2 separate regions of the Homo sapiens genome follow, and region 1 is linked to region 2. Evidence: read pairs that join two places in POLR2A ChIA-PET (ENCODE). Cell type or tissue: IMR-90. All regions are shown on one strand. Each heading gives the region's core, and the rest is flanking DNA. Links, peaks and the distances in the headings are about the cores only.

Region 1 (14,046 bases), core at 4,669-8,668, 700 kb before region 2:
TTGACTTATTTGGCCCTGTCTCTGTGTTATTCTCGCAAAACCATGTTTTCCTTTTCCTTTGGAAAAGGGTACTGGACCAGAGGTCAAGAGATTTGGGTTCTTGTCCAGGCCGTGCCACCCATCAGCTGAGAAACCTAGGCAAATTCACCTCTTTCTCTCTGGGCCTCAGTTTCCTGGTCTATGAAGTTGGGGGACAGACCTGGGTGGTGTCTAAGGGCAAGGCTGCAGCGGGTCTGTGATTTGGAGCACCCCTTTCGCCCTCTGGCCATCTGGGCAGACCCTGGAGGATTTCTGTCTTCCCCGCTGTCCCACTGCTCAGCAGAGCCCTGGCTGCCCTCACCAGTCTCTCCTAGTCCTCTTTTCCTGAAGTGGCTGTGGGATGTTGTCACGCAGGTCCTGGGCTCTGAAGTGGGACAGGCCATCAGAGGAACGCATGGCCTGTCAGGGCCTCCGCGGAGTGGCCCTCCCGCACCCTCACAGCACTGCCCCAGGCGGGCATGAGCAGGGTGTCCAGGTGTCGGGCGGACAGTCCCAGCCCCCGAGGCGCTCTCCACAACTTCACTTCAGCCACAGGCAATCTGTGGCCCTGGGGAAGGGAGTCCAGCTGAGTGAGCTTCACCAGTCCTCAGGCTCAGCCCTTAAGGCTGACTTCATAGATGTGTCTTCAGGGCCTCTTGTTTCTGGAGAGCCTTATCTCCCTCCATTCCTCCCCTAAACAGAGTTGCTCCAATCTGTCTGTTTTACACATTGGTCTTTTTTGTACTCTTTTCTCCCAAGAAGGATTTGTCAACTAAAAATTTGTAAAAGTGGAAAACCCCCTCACCAATCCAACCTCTTCATCTGTGAAATGGGCTTGGAAAAGCACACAGGATTGTTTTGAGGATTAGATGAATCAATACATGGAACTTTGCACTTTGCATTTAGAGACCTGCAAGTAATTGATTTGACCCCACTAGGAAAGCAGAGCCCGTGGAGGGGAGGCGCTGCCAGGAGCGCCCCCACCCTCCGGGAGCTGGTGGCAGAGTCAGGTCCTCTGGACCCTGCGAGAACAGTCAGAAGTCCTTCCCAATCACCTATGTAGTCAGATGAACTCAGGGCCTCTGCTGCCATCTTTGTGGCAAAGACAGAGCTCGGAGCTTATTTTCCCACCTTGAGCTCCTCATTCAGAACAAGTGCACCCTCTCCATCCAAGAAGCGGGTATCAAGGTGTCCTGTCACAGTGCAACAGTGGCTCTGCTGCACAGCTCCTGAGGGAGGGCAGACCCAGCTTCCAGGCTTGTGCCACAGGGTGAGGGATGCTGTCTGCCATCTGTCCCCAGCTGGCTTCCTTTGGCCTGCAGGCCTTGACCCCTCCCCCATCATGCCCTGGGCATCAGACACCCCTCCTTCACTGTTTTCCCTGATGCGGCCAGTCTCTCAGACACCCGCCTTTGTCTTTTATTTACCTGTAAAGCTAACATGGATTGTTTGCTATGTGCCAGGTGCTGGCGGCATAGCAGTCCCCAAGGCTGGTACACAAACCAAAGTGTGAATTCATTCACTTACAGGTGGTGTGTGTGGATGTGGTGTTCCAGGCCACCGGCACGGGCTGCTATCCCCCAGTCAGGGTGTGCGGGGGCACATGGCCCCAGAGGGCAGGGGCTGACATGGTTTGAAGGTCACTGTCCTAACGGTTGGGGAAGTCCTGGGATGTGTCCTAACCCCAGCCTCTTTCCCCTGCTTGGCATCCTCAGTCCCAACTTTCCTGTCTGAACTGTAAGGCTCTCCTGAGCTGATCCCGGCACACCTGGTGGCCAGGTCCCTTATGGTCCATGTACCAGCCCAGCCAGTCTGCTGCTTCCCCCTGAGTGTGGCCCACCCCGACATGGCCTCTGTCTCCTTCCTGGGCACCAAGACCCACGACAGGGCTTCAAGCCCTGAGAAACCTCGACCCCTGGTGGACCAGTGACCCTTCTCTCACCTCCCACAGCATCTGGGTGCCAGAGGTGGGGTAGGGGCAGGCGGGGACCTTGTTCCTATCCTGGGACTCATTTCCCTGGGTGTTGTCTGTTTGGCCTTCTGTCCTTTCATGAGATTTGAGCTCCAGACACCCAGCTAGCACTTATATCGTAGCAAATGTTTGAGAGACGTTGGCTGAATGAGTGAAGGAATGCATTTAACACTACTCATGACTGCGATGCTCCTGTCCCAGAGGAGATGCTCCTGTGGCCAGCGTGGCACCGATAGTGGGACCTGTGTCCTTTCATCACCAGCATCCTAGGCCCTGTTCCCTCCACTCTCCAGCCCAGGTGATCTTTCTTCCTCGGTAACCAATTGCCACAGGTGTATCAGTTTAAAGCAGCAGTCAGTTACTGTCCGCCATGAACTGAGAGTCAGAAGTCAGCATCATATGCCCAGCCAGTGCTCCGCTTGAGTCACAAGGCCAAGATCTCGGTGTGGGCACTCCGGCAGTGAACCTGCATTCGAGTTCTGTGTTGGCAGGATGCAGTTCCATCGAGTTGTGGGACTGAGGTTCCTGTTGCCTTGCCAGCCATGGGCCTCGGGGTTCATTCTCAGCCCCTTGTATTTCCTGACTTGTGGCCTCCTTCAAAGCCACCCGTGGTGGGTTAAGTCCTTATGTCTGGAGTCTCTCTTCTGCCTTCCTTGTTTTGAGGGCTTCTGTGATTACTTTGGGTTACTCAGCTAACCCAGGATCACCTCTCTATTTTAAGGTCAGCCTGTTAGTAACCCCAATTCCATCTGCAAATTCCTTAGAATTCTGCTCCGTACCAGCGGTCAGGCCCAGCTCGGCTCTTCCTGCCCCACAACAGCCACTGCTTAGCAAGAGCTGAGCTGGGTTTCCAGGGAGAGCGAACTCTTGCCTGGCACCCTCCACAGCAGACCAGGGTGACAGTGACACCTGGGCATGGTCCCAGTCAGAGCAGCTGGAAGCTGGTGGGAGTTAAGTTTTCCCTGTAGCCCTCTGGCTGCAGGACATGGGATGCCTTTGCTGAATGTCCTCTGAGGGGCTGGCTTGGGACAGGGGGATGACCTGCGCAGAAAGCCCAGGGAAAATTTCCCTTTTGGCCGGATTTGTGGATTTGCTCATATCAACTTCTTCACAAGGAATCCACAGCCCACCTGGCCCTTGTGCCAGCCTCATTGCCCACCATTACCCCTTGGCCCCAGTCTCTAAATGAAGAGCACGCTGTCACCTCTACAATAGCCTCCTCCCATCTCCCTGCCCCCCCCCACTGCCAGCACACACATACCAGTGCAGTAGTATGCCCGTGGGCATGGACTTGAGTCACCCCAGCCCAGGTGCGAGTCCAGACTCTGTGAACTTGACAGATGACTTAGTTTCCAGCCCCGATCTGTGAAATGGAGATAACCTCCCAAAACTGTGACAGCAAAAGGAAACAATGTAGGAAACCTACAATGCCTCCATTATTTCCCCCCAGTGGTGGCTGTTAACTGCCTCTCAGCAGCAGATTGTGTGTCCCCTCCCTCGGGTCCCACAGGGTATCATCCTGTTTGCTCATCTGACTCTCTGGACTCCCTGTGACTTTCTCAAGGACAGGGACCCATCTCTTATCTCTGTTAGCAGTTTCCAGCACAGGCTCGTACATGGTAAGTGAATCTGGAAAGTGCATGCGGGCAGGAAGACAGGAGCTGATGTGACATCTCCTGTGGGCTGAGCAGCGAGCACGGGAACCTTCCTGAGACAAAGCAGCTTGTCTGAAGCTCACAGGTCCCAGTGTTACAGGGAGGTGCTGACAGTTCCCAGTGTTACAGGGAGGTGCTGCTGGGCTCGCATGAGGACCTCCTGGAGCGTGACAGCCCCTCACGCTCGCACGTGGCTTAATATTTCAAAGCACGATATCATCTGGAGCTGACTTCAGAGACAGAGGTGGCAAAGCACTAACCTCATTTGACAGATGGGGAAACAGGCCCAAGACCCACAACCATGGTTCTCTGCTAACTCTGCAGCTGCATACTTTCCACAGGGCCCTGCTGTTGGCCAGGTGGGCGTCCCTGCCCTGTTTATCAGCTCAGTCCAGTGAGAATGGCTCCCTGAAGAGCCAGACTCTGGCTGGGACCCCTTGAGACTTAGGCTCCTGTTTTAGCAGCTTTTTCCTTCCTTAACCCGTGTATTCATTTAACAAATACATATCAAGCATCTTCCCTGTGCCCCAGGTCCTTGTCCTGGATACACATGTAGCAATGAACTCTTCAGGTGGCTTCTCCTGTGCTGGTCCCTTCTCAGTTCAGGTGTCACCTCCTTCAGGGTCACCTCCTTGACTACCCCACCCAAAGTCATTCTCTCACTTGCGTCTCCTTATTTCTCCTTTTTTTATATGGTCACTTTAGAAAAAGCTGGAAAACGCAGACTCGTTTAAAGAAAGAAAATGCTGTAGTCTTAGCACCTACAGAAGATCACTGTGAACATTTTACTGTGTTTTTCCTTCCAGTCGGTCTACTCGGCAAAGAGATGTCATCCTCCACATACCCATTTGATTCTGCTTTTTTACTTATGGTTAATTCTAAAACTCACTTCACATTTTAACGTCTCTGGATCTTGCACTGTACAGTGGCTGATGTTTTACAGGCACTGTCAGCTGGTGTTAACATTCAGTTCTTTCTAGAGGTGGTTGTATTTGTTTCTGCCAGTCACCTGGGGGCACTGCCAACTTGACATAACCTTAAACTTAAATTCAGTTACAGCATTTGCTTGAGGTGTTTCCAGACCATATGTTTGTGCAAATTCAGACTCAAACCAGCATGAGTACTGGCTTGTGCACGTCCTCAGGGGCAGTTTTGTTCCCTCCCTGCATCCGGGTCCATGGCTGGGACACTGGCTCTTTCTGCCTGACGAGGCTGTTTATCATTCTCCTCCCACCAAAGAAATAGCCCTTTAGGATCCCAGCTTTACTTAGACGTCCCTTATTAAATAACCATTCTGGGTATTTTTTTCTTCCTTAAAGGTACGTGAAATGGTGGTGTGTTCTCTAATCAACAGTGTCTTAAATGTGATGAAATGCCATAGATAGAAACACTTCTCAGATTTCCATAAACATGTGAGCATGTTTTCAGTGGCCCCACAATATTACATTAAGGGTAGTGCAATACTTTACTCACCCATTGCATTGTGTATTTGAGTTAGTTTCATTCTTTTATGAAATGAAGGGACTGCGCTCTATCTTACGGCTTCTTTGCATCCAGATTGTTTTTAAGGGTAGATTCTCAGACACAGACATGCCATGGTGAAGGAATGAATACAGTAGTCCCCCCTTATCTGAGGTTTATCTTTCCAAGTTTTCATTTACCTGCAGTACACCGAGGTTTGAAAATATTAAATGGAAAATTCCAGAAATAACTCCTAAATTTTAAATGACACTCTGTTCTGAGTAGCGTGACAAAATCTTGCTCCATCTAGCCTGGGACGTGACCCCTCTCTTTGTCCAGCATCTTCACACCGGGCGTGCTCCCTGGGCGATCACATCAGCTGCCGCCAGATCACTGTCCCTCTGTTCAGGTCACCCGTGTTTGACTTAATAATGGCTCCAAAGCACAAGAGTACTGTGCCTAATTTACAAATTAAACTCTATCGTAGGTGTGTATGCACAGGGAAATACATAGTGTGTATAGGGGTTTGGTACTATCTGCGGCTTTGGGCATCTACTGGGGGTCTTGGAACATATCCCCTATGGATAAGGGGGGACAACTTCATTCTAAAGACCCTTGACACATAAAGCCTAGTGTGTCTTTTTTTTTCCTTTTTTTTTTTTTTTTTTTTTTTAGATGGAGTCACTCTGTCACCCAGGCTGGAGTGCAGTGGACTGATCTCGGCTCACTGCAATCTCCACTTCCTGAGTTCAAGCAATTCTCCTGCCTCAGCCTCCTGAGTAGCTGGGTGGTACAGGTGCACCACTATGCCTAGCTAATTTTTGTATTTTTAGTAGAGATGGGGTTTCACCATCTTAGCCAGGTTGGTCTCAAACTCCTGACCTCAGGTCATCTGTCAGCCTTGGCCTCCCAAAGTGCTGGGATTCCAGGCGTGAGCCACTGTGCCCAGCCTTTTATTCTGTTTTCTGTGTTATCTTTGAGGAAATGGAGTCAGTGCCACCCCGAGTTGTGGTGTGAGTCTGCTTGTATTGATAGCAGCTGGCAGAGCTTATTTAGAAAACTCCACAGGGTTGAAGAATTAAAGAGGCTGAAATCAAAGGTAGACTCAAGTATAGGGCTGTATAATATTAAAAGTCAACTAAAAACAGGGCTAGTGTTGACATGTTTGTGAGTGTGCAAATGCAGAAGTCAGGGTTTTCCGCGTCAGATCACAGCCTTCAAATGTTATGAACAACACAGTGAGCATTGGGATCATTTAATTTGAGGCATTCACATATAATTAAATATAATTAATTCAAACTAATATTTTGTGGAGGTGAGTGGGAAGCTTCCTGAATTATGGAATTAGGCAATCCAGGTATCAATTGTACTTAAGTTGACATTACTAAAATATTTTCAAAAGTTTTCATGTACAATTTAAGTTTTTTCCCCAGTCTTATTTGCACTCTTAATTTACTCAGCAAAACATTTTTTTCTTGGACAAAGGTCATTCCCAGCCCGGCTCTCACCTGGCTTTGTCATAAATTCCAAGAGAGTGTGATGTGGACAAATGATGTGCTTCCTGCGTCAGAAACAGACGTTTGTAAAATTGTAATCCTAATTTCACTCTGGGTTGCCTTTCATTCTTCCATTGCCAGGTGCAAAGCAGCAAAAAAGTAAAATAAAATAAATGCCTCTGCACGCCACTGAGAGCCAGGCCCTGGAGTTACCCCATGAACAGTGTGGGGCTCCTGACTTAAAGGGGCATCCAGCAGTATAGCAGGCAGCACGGCCTGATGACTCGGGCCACAGGAGCATGGCCCTCCCCTGTCAAAGCTGACTTCTCGTTTCTCAGGACAAAATCCATACGCTTTACCGTGCCCTTCAAGGCCCTGGCTGACCGGCCGTGGCCCATCTCCCTGGCCTCACCTCACTGCCCATGGGGCTCCTATGGCCACCTCAGCTTCTTTCTGCTCCTCAGACTCCCAGACTGGAGCCGTTGCTGCCTCAGGGTGTTGCTTTATGTGTTTTCACAGATGCCTTTAGGGGAGATAGACCTAAAAGAGTCTGGGCAACATGCACAGCCTCCAAGCAGTTCACTCATCACTCAGCTACTATGGCCAGACTGCCTGCTAGTGCCCGGTAGGTGCCAGGCCCTGGGGAAGGAAGCAATGCCCTGTGGCCCTTGTTCCCAAGGACCGAGCACTTTTCCACGCAGTTAAGGTGCACAAACACAAAACACCGAATAACGCTGAAAGAGCCCAAGAGAGGACCAGAGGTCACTGGGCTGAATATGATGAAAAGTCAACTAAAAACCAGAAAAAAAAAAAAAAAAACATTGGAAATAAGCTATAGGGCAGCGATCAGGGAGAAGCTTGTGCTCTGAGCTGCAACAGAACCCCAAGGAGACCACTATCAAGAGGGTGCCCTGGTGTAGTTAAGCATGGGCCAAAGAAGGGACCACCTGGGTTCAAACTTGGCCTTGTCATTTCAGCAGCTGTGTGTCCTTGACCAAATGGCTCAGCCTCTCTGAGTCTAGGTTTTCTCATCTGTACAATGGGGATAATAATATCTACTTCACAGGATAGAGGTGAGATAATAGAGATACAGGCCTGGCACATTCAGTAGATGCCCGCATGGGCACGTACTCCCCTCCCACGCCCCACCCTGTGCTGGTGTAGAAGAGAGTGCCCAGGAAGATCTGTGCTCGAGTCAGCTGGGCATAACTAAGGACACCTTAAATTGTGTAACCAGGTGACAGGCACCTCATTCATTCTCCACCCTGGGGCTGGTTCTGCTTTATAAATTAAGGGGGCCAGGGTGGCCCAGAGGTCCCCAGATGCAGGTCCAAATGCAGCATTGCTGGCTACATACAGGCAGATTCTGGGGCCTCACCCCGAGAATCTTGGTGATTCAGACTCACCAAGTCAGAATCCTTGCGGGTGAGGCTCGGAAACCATTTTTGTAAGTCTTCCCAGGTGATTCCAAGTACAGCCAGGTCTTCGCACCCACACAGCCAGACGGCCCCTGAAAAGCTTTCTCAGCCTTTGCAGTCTGTTTCTGGCCGCATCAAATGTGCTGAGCAGTGTGGGTTTGGTTCAGTGTTCATCCCCCACTTTCATCAGAGACAGGGGGCTTCTCTTGGTCCTCACTCATGGGAGGAAGCCGCAAGCGGAGACGACTAAGTGGAGAAATAAATCTCTAGCAGCTGCCTGCTGCCCTGCTCTGGAGGTTGTCTGCGAGGAGGAGAAACGGCTAACTTCCAAGAACTGGGGTGCTTTCTCCCCACCTATCAGCTGAATCGAAACTGAAAATATGCCTCCGAGGCTGGAGATCCGTGACAGGCTTGAAACCTTGACAAGCCAACCCTTCTCATGTGGCTGCTTTCCACCTAAGAAAGAAAATGAAACTCCTCGGAGTTCCTGCTGGTTTTAGATTTTTCTCTGGTACAAACAAAAATTATTTACTGTCACTGAGGTTCTTTCCAGATTACCCCAAACAGCCATAACTTTCCCAGCTTTATCTGGGGGGTATTTGGTGTGGTGAATTGCTGTTCATATAGTGAATTCCTATTGCATATCCAGCGTTACTAGATTTCCCCCGTGAAGACAGGTCATCTCTTGAGCTCTGAGTGCTCTTACAGAGCAGGGGGGTTGAAGAAAGAGGTTCTCCCTGATGGTTTCTGAGTGGGTGCTTTAAAAAGCTCAGTAAGAGCCTGGCACAGTGGCTCATGCCTATAATCCCAGCACTTTGGGAGGCCAAGGTGGGTGGATCACCTGAGGTCAGGAGTTCGAGACCAGCCTGGCCAACATGGTGAAACCCCGTCTCTACTAAAAATACAAAAATTAGTTGAGCATGGTGGTGCATGCCTGTAATGCCAGCTACTCAGGAGGCTGAGGCTGGAGAATCACTTGAACCTGGGAGGCAGAGGTTGTAGTGAGCCAAAATTGTGCCATTGTACTCCAGCATGAGCAACGAGCGAAACGCCATCTAAACAAAACAAAACAAAACACCTCAGTAAGAGTGGAAGTGGTTTACGACTATTGATGCCACAACAACAGATACATCAGCAAAAGGAAACTTCAGGAACAATATGGTCGGGATGGAGGTGTTGGACGTTGTTTTTTCTTTTAATTAACAAAAAAACAGGAACACATTTAGTAGTAAACAGAGGGCCCAGTTTTCTCTTTTTGGTCTGAAAGGGGCTTCAAAAAATTGTATTCAGTGTTAAATAGAATAACAATGGCAATGAAGATAGTGAGAAGCGCTACCATCTGTTTAGCATGATGTCCGCGTGGGGACTGGGGGAGAGATTTGCTCCCATTACGGGGGAGACTGAGGCTCAGAAGGGTCAAGTGCCTGGCCTAGGCACCTCGTCCTGTTAGAGGAGGGCACAGCTGCCTGCTGCCCCTCCTTCCCCATCTCTGCCTCTCTAATCTTCCTTGAGGAAGATTCCATCAGAGGTTTTAGTTACATATTCCTACACCATGCCTGGAACATAGTAGGTACTCAATAAATCCAACTTTTCCTGAGTTAGTGGTGAGGAAAAGCTGGACTCAGGATCAGGCTGCCTGTGAAGTCTGGCCTGTAGCTTGCCAGCTGTCCCAGCTTCAGGGTCCTCACACCCAGATGTGTGTGTAGTAACAGAGCACTTCTTGCCTGCAACAGTGCCTGGTTCCCAGTGTATGCCAGTTGACTGATCCGTATTATTATTTTATCTTAAGAGGACTTCCAGCCTCCAGAACTGTTGATGAATAAATGTTTGCTGTTTAAGCTACCAGTGTGTGATACTTTGTTATGGCAGCTTGAACAGACCAGAATATTTAGAAAATAATTATTTAAAAAGGACCTTTTTTTTTTTTTGAGTTGGAGTCTCGCTCTGTCGCCCAGGCTGGAGTGCAGTGGTGCAGTCTCAGCTCACTGCACGCTCCACCTCCTGGGTTCACGCCATTCTCCTGCCTCAGCCTCCCGAGTAGCTGGGACTACAGGTGCATGCCACCACGCCCGGCTAATTTTGTTTTTGTATTTTTAGTAGAGACGGGGTTTCACTGTGTTAGCCAGGATGGTCTCGATCTCCTGACCTCATGATCCGCCCACCTCGGCCTCCCAAAGTGCTGGGATTACAGGCGTGAGCCACCGCGCCTGGCCTAAAAAGAACTTCTAAGCAGACATTTGATAGAGCACTGACATGGGTGGACGTTCATTCTGACCCATCTCTGTGCTGCGGTGGAGGCAGGCTGCTCTGGGAATGGCCGTGTGCAGGATTGCTGATGCCCGGGGTGGGGTGCCCTCCTGTTTAGAGAGGGGTGCTGTTACAGCAGTCAGGCTCTCTTTGATCTTTACCCATTGGTCTGCAGACTCCCCGTTAACCCTGGCAATGCTTCGCCATCTTATCTGCCCCCTTTCTTTCTTGGATTAAAAAGAGGCCCTAGGCAATACCATTCAGGACATAGGCATGGGCAAAGACTTCATGACTAAAACACCAAAAGCAATGGCCACAAAAGCCAAAATTGACAAATGGGATCTAATTAAACTAAAGAGCTTCTGCACAGCAAAAGAAACTATCATCAGAGTGAACAGACAACCTACAGAATGGGAGAAAATTTTTGCAATCTATCCATCTGACAAAGGGCTAATATCCAGAATCTATAAGGAACTTTAACAAGTTTATAAGAAAAAAGCAACCCCACTCAAAAAATGGGCAAAAGATATGAATGGACACTTCTCAAAAGAAGACATTTTTGCAGCCAACAAACATATGAAAAAAAGCTCATCATTAGAGAAATGGTCATTAGAGAAATGCAAATCAAAACCATAATGAGATACCATCTCATGCTAGTTAGAATGGTGATCATTAAAAAGTCAGGCAACAACAGATGCTGGAGAGGATGTGGAAAAATAGGCATGCTTTTACACTGTTGGTGGGAGTGTAAACCAGTTCAACCATTGTGAAAGACAGTGTGGCGATTCCTCAAGGATCTAGAACAAGAAATACCATTTGACCCAACAATGCCATTACTGGGTATATAACAAAAGGATTATCAATTATTCTACTATAAAGACGCATGCACACGTATGTTTATTGCAGCACTGTTCACAATAACAAAGACTTGGAACCAACCCAAATGCCCATCAATGATAGACTGGATAAAGAAAACATGGCACATATACACCATGGAATACTATACAGCCATCAAAAAGGATGACTTCATGTCCTTTGCAGGGACATGGATGAAGCTGGAAACCATCATTCTCAGCAAACTAACACAGGAACAGAAAACCAAACACTGCTTGTTCTCCCTCATAAGTGGGAGTTGAACAGTGAGAGCACATGAACACAGGGAGGGGAACATCACACACTGGGGCCTGCCAGGGGGTTGGGGGTTAGGGGAGGGATAGCATTAGGAGAAATACGTAATGTAGATGACGGGTTGATGGGTGCAGCAAACCACCATGGCTCTTGTATACCTATGTAACAAACCTGCATGTTCTGCACATGTATCTCAGAACTTAAAGTATAATAATAAAAAAAAAAAAGGGAGAAAAAAAAAAAAAAGAAAGAGGCCTTCTGGAAGTTGTGTTCTAACCCCTGTGAAGATCAGTGTTTTGCATGTAGCTTTGGAGATGCGATGGGAGTGTGAAAAGTCACTTACTGTTTGGGTCTGTGCTAAGAGCCCACCCACTTCGTGCCAGTGGAGCACCTCCTGCAGCATTCCACAAGGAGTGCCGTCTCTAGATAGCATGTGAGAGGGTGGGCAGCACGGGTCAGTGTGGAGACCCAGGTGCCATGTCCCCACCTGCAAGACTGGATTCTAGCTTTTATTTTGTCCCAACCCCTCATTTGGACACAGCTGGATTCCTCTCTTAAGATAAAATAATAATACGGATCACTTAATAATAATACGGATCCCAGTGGCATACACTGGGAACCAGGCACTGTTGCAGGCAAGAAGTGCTCTGTTACTGCACACACGTGTGGGTGTGAGGACCCTGAGGCTGGGAGAGCTGGCAGGCTACAGGCCAGGCTTCACAGGCAGCCTGATCCTGAGTCCAGCTTTTCCTCACCACTAACTCAGGAAAAGTTGGATTTATTGAGTACCTACTATGTTCCAGGCATGGTGTAGGAATATGTAAGTAAAACCTCTGATGGAATCTTCCTCAAGGAAGATTAGAGAGGCAGAGATGGGGAAGGAGGGGCGTCAGGCAGCTGTGCCCTCCTGTATCAGAACGAGGGGCTGTCGGGCCAGGCTGAGGAGGACAGAGGCTGCAGAACCCCAGAGAGTCTCAGCTCTCCAGCCCAGGTGCAGCTGCCCCTTGGGCAGACAGCCTGGAACACATCTGCTCATTAGTAGCCTACCCAGGCAGCTGGCCGAGCGCCTGTCCCTGAAGGCCTCCCTGAGCTCAGAGGCTCCCGAGCCCTGGCACTGTGGGTGCAATCCCCAGAGCTGCTTTCCCAGGCTCGTTGCACAGGCAAGTGCAGCCCAGGTGTCTGACAACTTTGGCTTCAGCGTCATGGCCTCCACATCGAAGCCGTTGTGGGACACCCAGGAGTCTGAGCTCAGCAGTGAGCTCGGAGCTTGAGCTTGAGCTTGGGTTGCAGAATCCAAAAATCAATTAATGTGGGGCTTGGGGGGAAATCTGTCTGACCGGTGGTTTGGCAAAATCTTCAATCACTGTGAGACAGAAGATGTGTGCTGCGTGCTGTGGCTATGGTGCGCATGGCTGCAGCTGCTGCCAAATAGGAAAGGCCCCCACAGTGCCTCCATCCCCCAGCCCTGCCTTTCCTCCCAAGTGCAGTGGGGGTGTCTTGAGGCGAGGGGCTCTCTAGGCACTATGCCTCCTCCATAGTCCTCCAGACCCCCTTTACTTGAAGACTAAGCAACTAGCCCTTTGGCAGTCAGTTCTAAGGGTGAGGGGCCTGAAGTGTCAGCAAGGGTCAGAGCCAGGCGCCTGGCAGAGGCTGGAGGGGCAGAGGCAATGGTGATGGGAGCCAGTGAGGCCAGAGCATGAGCCAAATCTCCCCTCTGATCATTTTGGACCAAGTGCAGTGAGCATGAGTTGGAGGTGTCCTCAAATTGCAATCCTCTGGGGTCTTCCTCTGTCTCTTCTTTTCGGGTGAGTTTGGCAGCGGATGTGAGGAAGGTGCTCTTCATCAGTCGCTGGGTTCATGAATGGTCCTCATTTCCTGAATCCTTCTGGATCATTCTCTGAATTCAGCAGGGGCATGTCTCCCTGGGCTGACGGGTGGGGCTCCAGGTGCATCTGGCTGCAGCACTCTGGGAGGGGGCCCGAGGTGCATGCAGATCTTGAGTGGGTCTCAGAGAAAGAGACACACAGGCCCCACATGCGTGTGCACACGCACACATGGGCATGAATGTGGGTACGAGGCATGTGTGCTCCACACGCTGACTTCACTGGGAACACTGACCCCAGCTGCAGAGAGACCGGAGCAAGGGCTGAGGGAGGCAGAGTGAAGGAGCGCTCATCCCTGGGAGGGCGCCTGGGAGGAGAAGTGAGTCATTGACCAGTGGTCATGGTGAGTTTGCCTTACGGAGCCATCTCTGGAGCCTGAGGTCACAGGGTCTCTGGAACTGGCCCTTCAAGTTCCTGGGAAGGGTTTTGACAGGGAAGTCGTCCACAAGGGCTTTCCCCCACTGGAACACTGCCTAGCCTTCTCAGAAACGCCCCATGTCTGTGGCAGGCTTGGTGTTCCTCCTGCCATTCCAGGCTTTCTGCTGCCCCTCCCCTCCCCTCCCCTCCCTTCCCCTCCCCTCTCCTCTCCTTTCCTTTCCTTTTTTTAAATAGAGATGGGGTCTCCTCATGTTTTCCAAACTGGTCGCAAACTCCTGGGCTCAAGCAGTCCTCCCACCTTGGCCTCCCAAAGTGCTGGGATTACAGGTGTGAGTCACCTTGCCCAGTAATTTGTGTAAGCATATACCTTGGATTCTCTACTAAACCGCC
Region 2 (15,918 bases), core at 5,289-9,288:
ATACACATACAGCACACACGTACACATATACACAGCAACACACACACACAACAGCACACACATACACAGCAACATACATGTACAACACACACATACACAGCAATGCATATGTACACATACAACACACACATGCACATAAACACGGCAGCAGACACATACCACACAGCATATGCATATACACACAGCAACACATGCATACAACATGCATGTACATATACACAGCAACACACATGTATATACACACAGCAACATGCACATACAACAACACACACATACAGCATACATATGCACGTATACGCAGTAACACACATGCACATATAACATCCATGCATATGCACACAGCAACACACGCATACAGCACACACATACACAGCAACACATACATATACAACACACAGCATATCCACATACAGCAACACACACACCACATGCACATACACAGCAACGCACATACACATACAACACACATGCGCATATAGCGATACACATACATATAAAGACACACACGTACTACAACAGAGACACACACGACACACTACACACATACACGCACTGCACATACTCACACATGCACGTGCAGCACACACATATACATACCCCACACACGCTACATGTAGACACATACCACACACATATGCAAACACACCTCACACACACGTACATACACACACACACACACCATGGCTTAGTCTTGTGGGGCAGAGAGGCAGCCTCAGTGGTACCTGTACTTCATGTTTGCCTGGCAAACCACTGAAGCTCACAATGTTCCATAGACTTTATAGACCTGGGTGAAGTTGCCTGAATCCTGAATCCTGAGCAGAGCATGTCAGCTCATAGCTGGGGGTAGGGTGGGGTGGTCTGGGCTCTGATGGCATTAGGAGACCCCCCCTCAGCCTCTGGAGGAGCAAGACCATGAATGGTAGGCACACCAGGGTGCTGGGGGATGGCCTGTGTGAAGACCAAGGAATCCTGGACTGAATGCAGCTTCCTGGGGTCGCTGGGAAGACCCAGGAGCTGGTATTTGCCAAGTGCTGAAAGCAGAGCTGTGGACTGTGTGTGCATTTGTTAACTAAAGTACATAGCAAGGTGGGGACGTGGTGGGTCGATGGGGGTCTGGGATCACCCTGGCACTTGGGAGCTGCCTCCGAGTGTCATTTAGGCTGGGTGGAGGGAAAAGCCATTCAGAGCCTTCGATTCTCCTCTTGGCACTGTCGTTTTTTAGTCCTGTGACTTTGGGCAAGGCCATGAATCATTCTTGGCTTCCGTTTCCTCATCTCTTTAATGGGCATAGTAACACTAGTTGCATCAGGGGGCTTCTGGATGTGCAAGGAAACATTTAGAAATACACACACACACACACACACATACACACACAACCATTTTTATTTTGTTGGCAAAATACTGAAATCTGGTCTGCCCTGCCATGTTTTTAAGGCCCTTTTCTACACATTTGGGAAAGCGAACACTGTTTCCCTGCTGACTCCCTGGGGATCCAGTGGTCTCTTGGTCTGTGAGCAAGCAGTGCTTGGCCCCCCACCCTCCCTAGGGTTTGCAACCAGTATGAGCCAGTTTTCCTGTGCCCCACATTAGTAAATTCATAGTTTGATGATGGACTTTGGAGGCTCCAAACATGAGTGCTACTTGTCCTCCTCAGCAGTGACACTTGTTGAGTGTGTCCTATCTGCACAGTCTCCGGGCGAAGCGCCTCCTGTGTGTGGGCTTTTTACGTCTTCACCACAGCCATGTAGGTAGTTACTGTTATCCATTTTCAGATGAACAAATGGAGACTCAGAGAGGCAAAGAAACTTACAAAAGTCATGCAGCAGGTGAGTGAGCTCTGACCCTCAGGGTTCCCAGCCTCCGGAGCACCTGGTGGTCCCGTCACAGCCACCTTAGTCACAGCCACATGCCCGGCTCACCTGTGCAGGGCCAGGGCCTCAGAGAAAAGGTTGTCCTTCCAGCACTTGGTGGCTCTGGAAGTGAGAGCTGGCCCAGAGGCTTGGACCACGTGCCTGCAACCAACTCCTCTTTGAGTCTGAGTTGGGGAAACTGATTGAATCAGGGTGAGAAGATTTGCTTTTTGTTTTTCCTGGTCCCCATGGAAAGTGCCAGTATTGTGAAATTATGAAGATGGAGTTGAACATGTAAAAATTAAAGTTAAAATTTCAGGAGAAAAATTTCTTCCCATTAAGAATCCATTGTGTTCAACCCAAGCATCCATTGACAGATGAGTGGACAAAAAAAATGTGGTCTATCCAATACAATAGATTGTTATTCAGCCTTAAAAAGGAAGGAGATTCTGGCACAGGCTGTAACATGGATGAACCTTGAGGACATTATGCGAAGTGAAATAAGCCAGTCTCAAAAGGACAAATACTGTCTGATCTTTCCTGCATGGAATAGCTAGCATGGGAAATTCATAGAGGCAGGAGGTAGAATGGTGAATGTGCAGGGGCTGGGGGAGAGTAATGGGAGTTAGTGTTTCGTGGGTGCAGAGTTTCAGTTGTGGAGATGGATGGTGGTGATGATTACACAACAATGCAAAGGGGCTTAATGCCACTCAACTGTGCATGTAAAAAAATGGTTTAAATGGGCCGGGCGTGGTGGCTCACGCCTGTAATCCCAGCACTTTGGGAGGCCGAGGCGGGCGGATCACAAGGTCAGGAGATTGAGACCATCCTGGCTAACACGGTGAAACCTCGTCTCTACTAAAAATACAAAAAAATTAGCCGGGCGTGGTGTCGGGCACCTGTGGTCCCAGCTACTCGGGAGGCTGAGGCAGGAGAATGGTGTGAACCCAGGAGGCGGAGCTTGCAGTGAGCCGAGATCGCTCCACTGCACTCCAGCCTGGGTGACAGAGCGAGACTCCGTCTCAAAAAAAAAAAAAAAAAAAAAAAAAAAGATTTAAATGGTAAATTTCAGATGTCTTTACTGCAAGAAAAAAAAAAAGAATTCATAGTATTTATGGTATTGTACCAGAATCTGTTTGCACAGAAACAGTTAGTAGCATTATTTTTCTATATTTTTTTGTTTGTCTGTTTCTTTTTTGGTTTTTTGAGGTGAAGTTTCGCTCTTTGCCTGTAATCCCAGCACTTTGGGAGGCCGAGGCAGATGGAGGTCAGGAGTTCGAGAGCAACCTGGCCAACATGATGAAACCCCATCTCTCCTAAAAATTTGTCTGCATTTCTTAGCCTAGCAGTCAGCTGACCTGTACATACCTATCACAAACCCATCCACATTTCTTTAAAATATTCAGAAATCCAAACTTAACCCTGCTTCCCACTGGCCTGTGGCCTTCAGACTGAGGGAGAGTTGACTAAGAAATCCCCACTTCTTAGCCCTTTTCCCAGTATAACTACTTTGTTAAAAGCCTTCTTTTCCTAAAGCCTATAATTATGTTTGCCTCCAGGGTACCCAGGAATTTTTTCTTTTAATAAACAAAGAGCATCCTACAATTATCATGATGATTTGTCGAGGGCAGGCCAAGTTCAGACAGGAGGCTGACTCAGCTCTGGAAACTGACACGCACGTGCTGGCGTTTTCGATCCTGGGGGCACCCGACAGCGTTTAGGGGTCAAGAATTAATATTAAGAGCTGGAGAACTAACAGATCCACATAGATGTCCACTTTATACTGCCAGCAAAACGGGACAGCAGTTGGGTGGGATTTGGCCTTCCTGAGGCTGGCGGCACCGTCTGTGGGCCGTGCCATCACAAATGGCTCTAGGTCAACACCTCCAGCCTGCGTGCACTGCAGCATCCGGATGCCGTAACCTGGTGCTGCTGGAGCCACACGCAGCCAGGGCCGGCATGGGCAGAAGCCGGCGGAGTTGGAGCCTGTCGCTCTGTCAGCCCTGATTTGCGGGCTGAGCCCAGTTTTGTGGCCCTGCCTGTAATCTCCCCGAGTTCAAAGAGTGCTTAGCTGCTTGTCTTTGTCAAGAGCGCAGTTGGGGATCTTTTATGTGAAAGATGTAGAATTCTCGGGCAGACTTTGATTATTTATTCATCCCCCTTCGTGGGTGTGTGATCGCGCGGGCACTGCGGAGCCCCTTGTCCTGGCTGCTCTTGCTATGAAATTCATTGAGCTTTAAAGCCCTTTGAAAGTAGCTTTTTGAGGGAGGGGGAAAGTTTTTGAAGTCTTGTTTCTCTCTCCCCCTCTGCAGTGCCGCAGCATCTCTTGCCACCATTCCATGCGCCCCTACCGATTGACATGCGACACCAGGAAGGAAGGTACCATTACGAGCCTCATTCTGTCCACGGTGTGCACGGGTAAGTCCTGCCCTCTGCCTGCTGCTCCTGGCGTGCAGTCACCTGCCATGGGGAGGCTGGGCCGGCAGCCTCAGCCACATCTCCTGCCTCTGTCTTTCTTTTGGGGGTTCCTGATCTACATTGTCCTGAGCGGGCGATCACCTTTGCTATCATGGCCTGGGACCCTGTGTGAGCATGTGCGTGGGCAGTGTATAAACACCAACCACCCCCGAGCCCACATCACCACTTATAAGGCTCTGGGCTTCCTTGGTGTATCTATACATGGTTTGGAGCTCTTTCTTCATCCATGAAGTGGGAATCCTCTCTAGGTCTAAGATCCCATATAAGTAAGGTGATCTTAGGTATCTGTTGTTCCAGCATAATAATTCAGAGCACCCTTTTTCACTTCTTCAAGTGTCCCCCTTTGAATAGTAAATTGTATAGTCACCATACTTAAAAGGACAAGCTCAAAGTGATGCTTTGGGGCCCTTCCTATTCCCAGCTTTGAAGTCCCCAGGTAGAAGGTGTGGGGTCACCCTGTGGTCTCCACCTGCCTAACCCTGTCCCTGTCATACCCACCTGGGGCCTCTAAGCCCATTGGCTGGTGTCATTTCTTGGCCTTTAGGGCTCAAAAGTCTTGGTCTCTGGCTATCCCATCCGTCCTCCTTCCAGGAAAGAAGGCCCCTCCTTCTCCCTACCCCCAAACTCTCCACTGCTCCCCGCACCTGCCTCCAGGAGAGCTCTTACAAAGGTCAGCCAGCCCCAAGACCCCTCTCGACCCAGCATCTTCATGCCCACACCCTCCAGCCCCCTCACCTGTTCATGCCAAGGTGCTGTCTGTGGTTCTGTCCCATGTCTCTGTGCCTGGGGCCAGCTGCCTGCCCAGTGTGCCTGGAATCTCCCCCCAACAGGCCACCTCCAAGCCTCAACCGAGGAGTCACCTCCTCAGGGGCAGTGTGATCCTTCACACTGAGCGGGGGCTGCTGCCCTCAATCCACAGCATCATCATCTGTTTTTGCACCTGCCTCCCAGCCAGCTCTGAGCTCTCCTCTCACCTCTGTGTCTCAATGCTGACATGAATAGGTGTACAACCAGTGCTCGCTGAGTGGAGAGCCTCTCCCCGCCTGCCGCCACCTATGAAGGCACATCCTCCTTCCTCTACCATCTCCCATCCCAGTGAAGTCAGTCAACACTTGCTGGGCCCTCACTGTGCTCACAGCATTGTGCCTCAGCAGAGTCCTGTTTCCGGACACCCATTGCCTCCCCAAGACGGAGCAAACCTGGGACTTCTACTTTCTTTTTAAAAACTGTTTTACTTTTAAATATTTTACTCTGAAATAATTAAGGTCATACAAAAACAGTTCCAAAAACCATAAAGGCTTTCTTGTATATGCTTCACGCAGCTCCTCAAATGTGGGCATCTTACATAACCCAAGACTGACAGAATGCTCTTCACTCACCCACAGAGCTTATCCAGATTTGCTCAGTTGCCCACTAGTGTCTTTTTTTCCTGGTTCAAGACCCAATCCTGGATCCCACGTGGCACTTGGTTGCCGAGACTCCTTCGTCATCTCCTGTCTGGGACGGTTCCTTAGTCTCTTTTGTCTTTCATGACCTTGGCAGTTTTAAAGAGTACTGGCCAGTTACTATATAAGATGTCTCTGGGTTTGGGTTTGCCTGATTGATGCTGTTTCATGATGACATTCGGATCATGCGTTTTGGGGAATAATACTATAAAAGTGATGTTTGTCCTTTGCAGGCATCCTGTCAGGAGGCCTATGATCTTCACGCTTCTCACTGCTGGAAATGTTGATCATTTGGTTATGGGCCTGTCTGCTGGCTTCTCCGCTTTAAAGTTGTCCCGTTCGTAATTAATAAGTATTTTGTGGGGTAATACTTAGAGGATATGGAAATATCCTGTTTCTTATCATATTTTCATCCGTTAACTTATACATCCATCGATGCTTCTTGCCAGAAACAGTCGTTACTAGTGTTTGCCAAATGGCGATTTTCTGTTTCTATCATTTTGTCCACATTTAGTGGTTGGAATTCTCCTGTAAGGAAAAGCTGTCCCGCCTCCCACATTTCTTTGTATATTTGGTTGTCTATTGTTATGCACATGGATGCATGGTTTTTTGTGTGATTCTATGGGTTATACTCTATTACTACCAATATTTATTGTGTTCTTCCAGTTGTCCCAGATTTGGCCGTTGGGGTCCCTTCCAGTTGTCCTCTGTGTCCCGTTGACATGTTGGGAACTTTTTGTTTTATTTCGGTGTGCATACCTGGTTCTCACTTGACTAGGATCCGCTGCCGCAGCCTTATGTCTGCCTGGTGGGTGTTGGAGTCATTTCCACCCTCTGCTCACCTCCAGGGCCCCTCCACCTGCAGGTGGCTGAGACCACAGCTGGAGAAACCTCTGGAAGGTGCATGTGTTTGGAACTAGTTGGGCCACCCAAAAATTGCCCAGTCAGTGGTGTCTGAGACTCCTAGGAGCATCCAGGGAGCTCAGTCCCTATTTGGGAGGGGGTTGCTGTTGCTGATTTCTTGCTCATGAGTCATGTTTGGCTGGTTCCATGACACGGATCCTGGGCATAGCAGGCCTGCCTCAAAGTGCTCCCTGCACGGGATGTTGGTCAGGAGACCTGGGCAATGCTGAGAGCTTTGTGCAGAGACAGTCCATGCTGGAGTGCTTCTGCCTGCAGGTGAATGTCCTGGTTCACCTCTCCCTATACACCTGAAGTGTGTAGAGGCACCACCAGAAGTGTAGGAAGACCCCAACAGCGATGACTGCCTTCCTCATCATAACTGACCTTGTGAACCGGCCCTGCTGTAAATGCTTTTATGTGTTCATGCCGTTTAATCTTCTCAACAACCCAAAAAAGAGTCATTTTGTGTTTTTCCATTTTACAAATGAAGGAACTGAAGCAGCACAGAGTGGGTAGATGACTAACCCTATGGCTCACCCACTTTGCAAGTTAGAAATCAAGTTCCAGCCCCCTGAGCTCAGGCCCTCCGCTGCATGCTGGCCTTTCTTGTGGGAGCGTAAGTATGGACCATGGGTCCCTCTGACGAGTCCAGCCGAGCCCTTCTTGACAGCACCTCGGCCCTTCGTTAGGGCACTGCCCCGAGTCCAGTCGCTCCCAGAACCCCTGGCCAAGCAGCAGCAGTGTCCCCTGGGAGTCTGTTGTGGGTACTGCAGATCCTCAGGCCACAGCCCAGCCCCATTGAGTCAGAGACTCCACGGAAGGGGTCTGTGTCTATGTGTGCCACGCCTTGCAGGTAATGCAGTTGCAGGCTCCAGCTTGACAGCCCTGGCTACAGGCAGAGCCCCCACTGAGAAGGGAGGCCCTCAGTGCCGTCCTTCCCTGTGTAGGTGGGAGCCCTGGGCTGGGAAGGGGCCTGGGTCTTCACCAGGCTTTGCCATGCTCCAGCTCTGGGTAGGGCCTGCTTCCTTCCCTTGCCAGTGAGGGTGGGGTGTGCGCAGAGCACTTGGAGAAGGGGGCCGTGGATGCTGGCATGCAGCAGGGAGGAGTGGCCCAGCCAGAGGCCCACAGAAATGGCCTTGTCCCTCATGGCCTACACAGCTCCTTCACTGGTTGGATTCCTGAAGAGATTCCTAAGGCTGCTGTAACTAATTACCACAAACTTCATGGCTTAAAACAATGTAAACTTATCCTCATATCATTCCGGAGGTCAGAAGTCTGAAATAAGTCTTATGGTACTTAAAATCAAGGAGTTGGCAGGGCTGGTTCCTTCTGGAGGCTCCAGGAGAGACTCTTTGACATTTCTAGGTTCTGGAGGTTGCCTGCATTCCTTGGCTTACAGCCCCGTCCTCACACACATCACCTTTTCCCCCTTGCTCTGTCCTCACCTTGCCCTCTTCCTAGTCTGTGGGAGTTTTCTCCCCTGCTTCTCTCTTCTAAGGACACCTGCTATTGCCTTTCGGGCCTACTGGGATAATCCACTTGTGGCTCCCATTTCAAGATCTTTAAAGTAGTCATGTCTCTTAAGTCCCGTTTGCTGTAGAAGGAAACACTTAACAAATGCCAGGGATTAGGGTGTGGATGTTCTTGGGGGCTGTTATTCAGGTTATTTGGGATCACTGAGCCCCAGTGTGGAGTCTGGCATCAGCCTGTAGAATACAGTAAATCATATTTATAATTTGCATGGGTCTGCAGCAGGCCAGGCACGGCCCTGGGCCCTGGTATATTGTACTGGTGAATCTTCCTGATTGCTCTGTGAGATGGGGGTTAAGCTTCATCTTGCAGATGCAGACATTGAGGCTCAGAGAGGCACAGTGACTTCTGTGTGACATCCCTGCAAGGTAGTTACTTCCGTGAGGGCAAGGAGACCAGGCTCTGGGGTGCAGATCTCCTCCCCAGCCAAGGAGGGGCTAGTCTGGTTAAGCCCCAGTGATGGGCAGCAGCATGGTGCTCCCAGAGCCCCCCGTCCCTACGCGGTCCTGCTGGGGTGGGCTTCCAGCGGCTCCACACTATCCTCAAGACAGTTGGTTCCCGCCAGACTGAGTGGGGGACACAGCAAGAGCCTCGGGGCTGGCCCTGGGCTCTGGAAAGCCCATGCCCTCACCTCTTCCGCCCCCAGTGTCCCAGGTGAGAACCAGGGCAAAGCTTGTGAGGAAAATGGCCCCGTGGCTCTGGCTTCCATGATGAATGTGGTTGGAGCCCGGTGGAGAATCCCGATCCATCAAGCCCATGTTGTAGCTCGCTTCTCCCTGCCAGCACCAAATGTGTCTAATTACACAGATGTTTGCACAGCAAATGAGGTACGGTGTCATCTCATTTCTGTGTCAGCTGAGCCTGAGCCTGAGCCTGCTGCCCTGAGCTGGTGACCATTTCGTGGGTGTGCCCGCCCCTCAGCCCTTGCACCTCCTGCTTTCCACTGCTCAAGCACCCAGACCCCCTCCCCGTTCCCTCTCAGGATCCTGATAGCTCCAGGGAGGGCGCACCCAGTGTGTGCAGGCTCCAGAGAGGTGTTCCCTGCACTCTCTCATTCTGCCCTGCCCTCTGCCCCTCCGGAGTACCTTGGTCATCACCCAAGAGCCTGCCATTGTCAGTTCTCAGCCTGCCAGGCTACCCGCACTGGGACCCATTGCCGAACCCTCCCTAGCTGTGATTAACATGAATTAACTCACCTCAGCTTTCTCATCTATAGAAGGGCCAGATCTGCTGAGACAACCCACATAACCCAGCCAACTGAGTTATTTTGAGAAGGAGACAGGGTAATGTGAGTAAAGCGTCTAGAACACTTTGGAAACATTCAATGGATATGAGCAACAATCGTGATCATTGTTGTTATCCTCACTTGCTGATTTGAGAAGGGGGCCACGGCAGGCTGGGAGACTGGGTGGCAGAGGCCGGCCACAGCATGTCCTTGGGAGAGTTGACTGTCTGGGGACTGTGGCACAGAAGGTGGGGGATGGGGCTGAAGGAGTGCTGTGGTGCGGTGTGGTGGGGGTCTTTCTTTCCCCCAGTTGAGGAATTTGGACTTCCTCCTTTTGGCAACCAGGAGCAGCGGGGAGTGGTCAGATTTATTTTCAGGCAGCTACAGCAGTAGTTAGGGAGTAGACAGGAGAAGGGCGGGAACTGTGGTGAGAGGACCTGCCAGAGCTGCCACAGTGGCCCTGGGGAGAGGGGAGCAGGACCAGGGCTGACCACCCGGCTGTAAACAGGCAGCTGCACGTGGGGAAGGCAGGGCATGGAGGTTGGTGTGAGGACAGCCTTGCAGCCCAGCCCAGCTCGATGGCCTCCTCATAGACACCCAAGCCCACTCCTCTGCAGAGCACCCTTCCCGGTCACTTAAGGTTCAAATGCACAGCAGGCTTGCATGGCTTACTGATGCTCACGTGGTTCCAGGGGAGGAAAGTCACCACCCACCCGTGGACTCCTGCTGCAGTGTCTTTGGGCTGTGCAAACCACAAGTGATGGGGAGACAAATGGGGCAGGGGTGTGTGATTGCTGGTCAAGCAAGGTTCTCTTGAAGCCCCCATGGGGACATCCCTAAGTCTCCAAGAGTCTGTACAAGGGCGAGAAGAGAAGGCCGGCTGTGAATAGGGCCACACACCCCCAGCAGTCTCTCCAACCTTGTGACGCTAACAGGAAAGAGAAGCTCTTTGGATGCCCTCTGGGCCCCCTGCCTCCCAGAAATAGGCTTGCCAGGGTGTCATGGGGAGCAAGGCTGAGGTGTGGCGAGGAAGGGTCCCTAAGTTGGTGCTCCCCATTTCCTCAGTGTATGTGGTCACACAAGCATGAGTCCGGCCTGCCCTGGGCCAGCGTTAACTTGTGTCCTGGAGAGGAATGTAGAAGTCCATGCTCCTGGTTCGGGGGGCTGGGGTGGACCTTCAGCTCCCTATGTTGCTTTTGAGGACCTTTCCAGCCCTGCCCTGCCCTGCCCTGCCCTGCCCTGCCCTGCCCTGCCCTGCCCTGGGGCTTCAGAGAAGACCAATTTCAGCTGCTTCCTGCCCAGAAGGGCGTACAGAAACTGCCCCATGCAGAGGTTCCCAAACCTGGCTGCAGATCTGAACACACAGGGTGGGTCTTAAAGATGCCCATTCTCAGGCCCTGGCCCCAGGAGTTCTTGTTGATTTTCAGACTAGGGTGAAGCCCGGAAATCTGCTTATTTACAGGCGCCCATAGGCCAGAGTTTGGGGACCACTGCAGGCGCCGCTGCTTGCTTGACGTCCGGGAAAGCAGCCCCAGAGCTGCTTGTTGGCTTTCTGGACTCATCACTGACAGCGCCTCGCCGCCAAAACACGGGTTGTTAAAAATCCCCTGGTTCCTCGTGATAACCCATTCACAGACAAGTCCCTCCTAAACCTATTCATATGACCTAAACCTATTCATATTCTCAGCTTGCAAAAGGCAGTGAGTGTATGGGGTGGGAACAGCTGCAGTATCTCAGCCTTCCTTTCTCCTCCTGCCTGGCACCATCTGACCTCTGACATCCACGACTCCACCCCCGACCTGACCACTGCTGATGGCTTCCTGCAGATCTCTTGATCCTGAGCTGTAGTTGGTTTGCATTGCATTGGCAGTCACGGCCCAAGGCCACCCTTCCTGGAGGAGTGACGAGGGGGCTCTTGCTGGCACAGATGGCTCAGGGTTGTAGCTATCAACCCAGGCCCAGGTATGTTAGGGCAATAGAGTGAACGCCAGCTGGTGGGCATGGGGGCCTCACCTCCCTTTCATCTGCATGCTTGGTCACGCAAAATGCATATTACCCAGGGCCTCCGGAGACAGCATTAAGAGTGTCTGAAGCCCCACTTGGTCCCCGAGACTGCATGTTAATGGGGATGTTTAGCCGGGTGTCGGTGTGCCTTCACTTAAGAGAGTAGTTTCTTTGCTGCCACTGGGCCGAACTCATGAACTTTCCAGTCTGGGGGGATTTGAAGATTGCTTTTTCCAAGGTCAGTGTCCCATAAAGACTGCACCGTTCACCATGAGATTAATGAACACAGCAGCCTGCTCAGCCTGTGACTCACCAGTGTCATCCCGGGCCTTTATGACTCTGTCCTCAGTCATTCACTGAGACGGGTGGGTTGAGCAGAAAGATATTTTCTTCTTGATTCTTGGCACAGCACCCGAGGTTCACGATTCATAGAGGATTGGCTTTGTTTGTTTTTTGGGAAGAACCTTCTCCTCCCTCTGCAAACATGCTCGTTTCTTTTCAGAGCCTAGAGGAAGGAGGAGACTTCCGAAAGGCATGTCCACCTGCCCCCTGGGATGAGATGCTGGGTGGGCCCAGCGTCACCCACCAGGCAACTTGTCCTTCCTTTCCACGTGGGTCCACACTGCCTCTCCATCTCCAGGGAGCTCTTCCTTAAAACCGGCTGTTGCTGACCACTTCTTCAGAGCAACTGGACAGCAGGTAGACAGGGAGCCCAGAAACCCTGGGTCCAGGCGATGTGTCGGGCAGCACATCCTTCCACGGCTGTCTGAGGGTAGACCGACTAGATGTGGAGCCTTGGCTCACTGTGATGTAAACGGCCCTGAGACCCCATCAGGCAGGCCCCTCCCCATCTCTGGGCTGTGGGATACTTGGGTCAGACCAGCAGAGGAGCAGTAGCAGGAGTCTGTGCCCAGCCGCCGGCTTATGTCATGTCACCCTCCCTGCAAGGTGGGATTATCACTCCCCAATAATCACTCCCACTTGATAATTGGGGAAACCGAGGCATGGGGAGGCTGACTGCCTTTCCAGTGACACACTCCTAGTAAGCAGCATAGATTACTTACTGGGCATTTTGACCCCCCACCCCTTGCTAAAATCTTCCCCAGCTCTGAGAGCTTCAGATTCCAAAGCCAAGAATGCACTCGCTGGGCTGCGTGGGACAGACAGCTCATTTATAATGGAATCTGGCCTGTAAAAGTTTAACGAGGAGCGTGTGTGATAAGACGGGCTGGTCTTTGATCTTTACTGAACGCCAAAGCCCTCGCACAAGAGGAGCTGCTGGCTCTGGGTTTTGGAGAGAGCCGTGGTGGTCAGCCGAGAGCAGGAGGGGCCAGGGAGTGGAGCAAATCTTGATGTGCAGGCCGAGGTGGGCGTGCAGTGGGGGAGGGGCTGCGGCAGGATCGGGATGAACTATTCGGTTCCTCTCCTGTCCCTCGGGGTCCCCACTGTCGGACATTTCCCCTCCACACCCCCAGTATGTAGACAGAACAGGGTTGAGGCCGGGGCTCACATCTTGCCTATGCTGCTTATACTCTTCACATCCTTGGGCTTGCTTAGCCCCACAAGCCTCAGTGGCCCCATCTCTAAAATGGGGACATAGTGGCTCCCCATGTGAAACTGTTGTGAGGACTAGATGGGTGTCTGTAAAGCATGTAGAAGCACACCTGGGACATACCGAGTGGCGGAGAGACCCCTGCTCTCATCACTGCCCTGCTAACATTAGAAGGAAAGCCAAGTTTCACTGCAGACACCCTGCAGGGTGCTGGGCCAGTGGTGTCCTATTCAGTCCTCCCAACACCCTGTAAGGTGGGGGATTTTCTCCTCAATTCATAGAGGCGAGAACTGGGCGTTCCCAGAATTTAAGAACTTCCCAAGATTGCCCAGCTTGTGAGATCTCACCAAGCCAGAGCTCTTCCCTATGCCGTGATTGTCCTCAGAGAGGAAAGAGAGTCTCGCCATGGTTCTCAGGGCTGCAGTGTGTTGTTTCTGTCTGCAGACATGGAAACAGAACAGTAATCAACCCAAAGGAATTAATCACTAACAGTAAAGTTTCAGGCATTGGTGGGGTGGATTGGCCTTTGAGGTGGGGAGTCCTCTTAGACTGCACATGTTCAGACTGTCCACTCGGTGGAAGCTGACGCCACTGCCAGATGCATTCATTTATTCAGCCAAACTCATTGTTGCTGGATTTATTGTATCCCAAGTGCTGTCACTTGAGGCCACTCCTGCCAGCCCGAGTCAAGGTGTTGCTGAGGGAAAATGTGAGCAGTGCCCTGCCCCTGAGGCACTGCTTAAAAAGGTCAGAAATTGCTGCTGCCCTCAAGCCTCTGTCACTGCAGCCAGCACTGATGGTATGTCTGGTGCCCGTCAAAAAGTACGCTGGACATGTCAGGAGCCCCATCCCTCCATCCCCTCCTTCCAAGGACTGCACCTCTGAAATGTACACTTGGCCTGTGCTGCCCAAACAAAGTAGCAAGAGTTCAGAGTTGCTTAACTCAGTGGGGAATGTTCTTAATGCTCGTTCCTCTGAGGACACTCACCCAGGGACCATGTGTGCCAGCCTCATGCCAGGCACTGGGGATACGGGCCCAAGGAGGCACAGTCTTTTTTAATAGAATTTTTATTTGTATAAATTTATGGGGTGCAAGTCCAATTTTGTGACATGCATAGATTTTGTAGCAGTGAAGTCAGGACTTTTAGAGTATCTATCACCTGAATAGTGTGCATTGCACCCACTAATTTCTCAAACTACATGCCCCTTCTACCTCCAGGAGGCACAGTCTTGCTGCCCACATAGACCCCATGATCTGGTTGGGGAGAGGGCAGAAATTGGCCAATGACAGGGTGGTATGCTGGAAGAGGGGGTATGGGAAGCCCAGAGCACCAGGAATACAGGAACAGAAAGCGCTTATCAGCGGGGACGCATGAAGGCCTCCCCCCACGTCCCAGCCTTTCCCCAACCCCACCCACTGGGGGCCCTACCACCTTCTTCAGGTTGCCCTGTTCCAATGAGGGGCCTCCACTTCCAGGCAGACACCAGTGCCACTAAGGAGGGGAATCTTTTCAAAGCACATACTCATGAAGGCTTGGTAAAAATCAGCAGCACACCCACCTCGAAGAAGAGATATATGTGAGCTGCTCAGGATTCTCCAGCTAGTTTTGACAGGCATCCAGGAAAGGAAATTCCACACACCACTTTGGCAGGCTGGGCCAGAGTTTAAGAATCTCACTGTGGAGGAGTTTCTATCCAGCCCGCCGGCCACCCAGGCCCTTTCTCATCACTAAAACCCAGGCCTCCAGTGAAATATAATGAAATCTCTCCCACTAACGAAGGCCGCTCCCCACAAACCCCACTCCCAAGACTGCACATCTTATCTCCTATTTCCTTATTCCCGCCCATGGCTTTAAACCCTTGACTTTCTGGAAGATTTGGTTCAGCAGTGCTCAGCCCATGGCAGCTTCTATTACAGACAAAGTCCCCCTGTACTCGGAGGTCAGTGGTGCAGTTCACCTGGAGAGGGCCTAAGCAGGACCGACTCCCCCAGGGCCTCCTCCCCGGACCCAGACACATTCCTGGTTCCACTGCACAGAAGGAGTAAACCCAAGGCTTCCAACAGGCCCCACACCTCACTCCTCCCCTCCCTACCCTGCTCCACCAATGTCTTCACTTTGCTAGGAAAAACGTCTCCCTGATAATCCCCTTATCTTTTATGCTTTTTGGGTTTTCTGTTTGCAAAAACTGATAACCTTCTTATTCTGCTCCCAGGGGAAAACTGATAAAGGGTGAGTGCATGAATCAACTGTTGTGGACCACGTGGCTAGATTGCAACCAAGTCCATCTGTATTGCCTCCTTTGTAGGCACAATTTTATAACTTAATTTCCCTACCAAAACATCAGTGTTTACTTAGTAAGAAATCTGCTCTTTGTCAACTGAAAACGGTGATTTCTTTATTACAGCTCTGCATAGGGAGTGACAGCTGAAAGCTGGCCAGGTCTGGTGTGGTGTCCGGGTCTTTGATGGGAACGGGGTGAGTGCAGGTCGCATATATGGGATGCGTGTTTGCTGCAGACGGGGCTAGGGCTGGCCTGGAGGGAGCCTGGACAACAGATAGATGTTGTGGCCAAGAGGGCCCATGGAGTGATCATGTAGACGACTGAGCCTCAGATGATTTCCAGCAGTCACACACATTCACCACCACCACCAGCCCTGAGTTCCCCACCAGCGCCAGCCCTGTAGCCGTCCTGCTCCCGGAATCCCTATCCACTCAGCCAACTTAAACCAGAGACTACTTCTACCCAGCCATCCTTTTAAAAAAAAAATTGGTCTTATTGATTATTGAAAACATGCAAAAGAACAACAAAAGTGGCCAGGTGTGGTGGCTTACGCCTATAATCCCAGCACTTTGGGAGGCCGAGGCAGGGGGATCACCTGAGGTCGGAAGTTCGAGACCAGCCTGGCCAACATGGCGAAACCCCGTCTCT

What was found. Peaks named below come from ENCODE experiments on the same cell type or tissue, not always from the same donor. Only the 100,000 strongest peaks of a DNase experiment are listed, where the experiment ranks them.
Region 1: POLR2A ChIA-PET joins it to region 2 with 7 read pairs; 2 of 35 experiments call an interaction of 5 or more read pairs at or near these places.

What each region holds. Positions count from the first base shown.
Region 1 is chr2:120,224,060-120,238,105 of GRCh38, forward strand. LOC105373583 (a long non-coding RNA gene) reads right to left here. Exons shown (of 3, transcript XR_923259.3): 3 at 11,137-13,692. Among named protein-coding and RNA genes, the nearest start is that of TMEM185B, 7.7 kb to the left of the region's middle. RefSeq lists enhancers at 1-297, 7,099-7,148, 7,881-8,090, 8,331-8,680, 13,844-14,046. In IMR-90, for the core only: no CTCF peak of the experiment used is centred there; no DNase peak of the experiment used is centred there; H3K4me3 peaks cover 545 bases.
Region 2 is chr2:120,923,199-120,939,116 of GRCh38, forward strand. It overlaps GLI2 (GLI family zinc finger 2), which reads left to right. Exons shown (of 14, transcript NM_001374353.1): 3 at 4,163-4,268. Among named protein-coding and RNA genes, the nearest start is that of GLI2, 200 kb to the left of the region's middle. RefSeq lists an enhancer at 11,259-12,458. In IMR-90, for the core only: no CTCF peak of the experiment used is centred there; a DNase peak (open chromatin) is centred at 6,823; H3K27ac peaks cover 488 bases.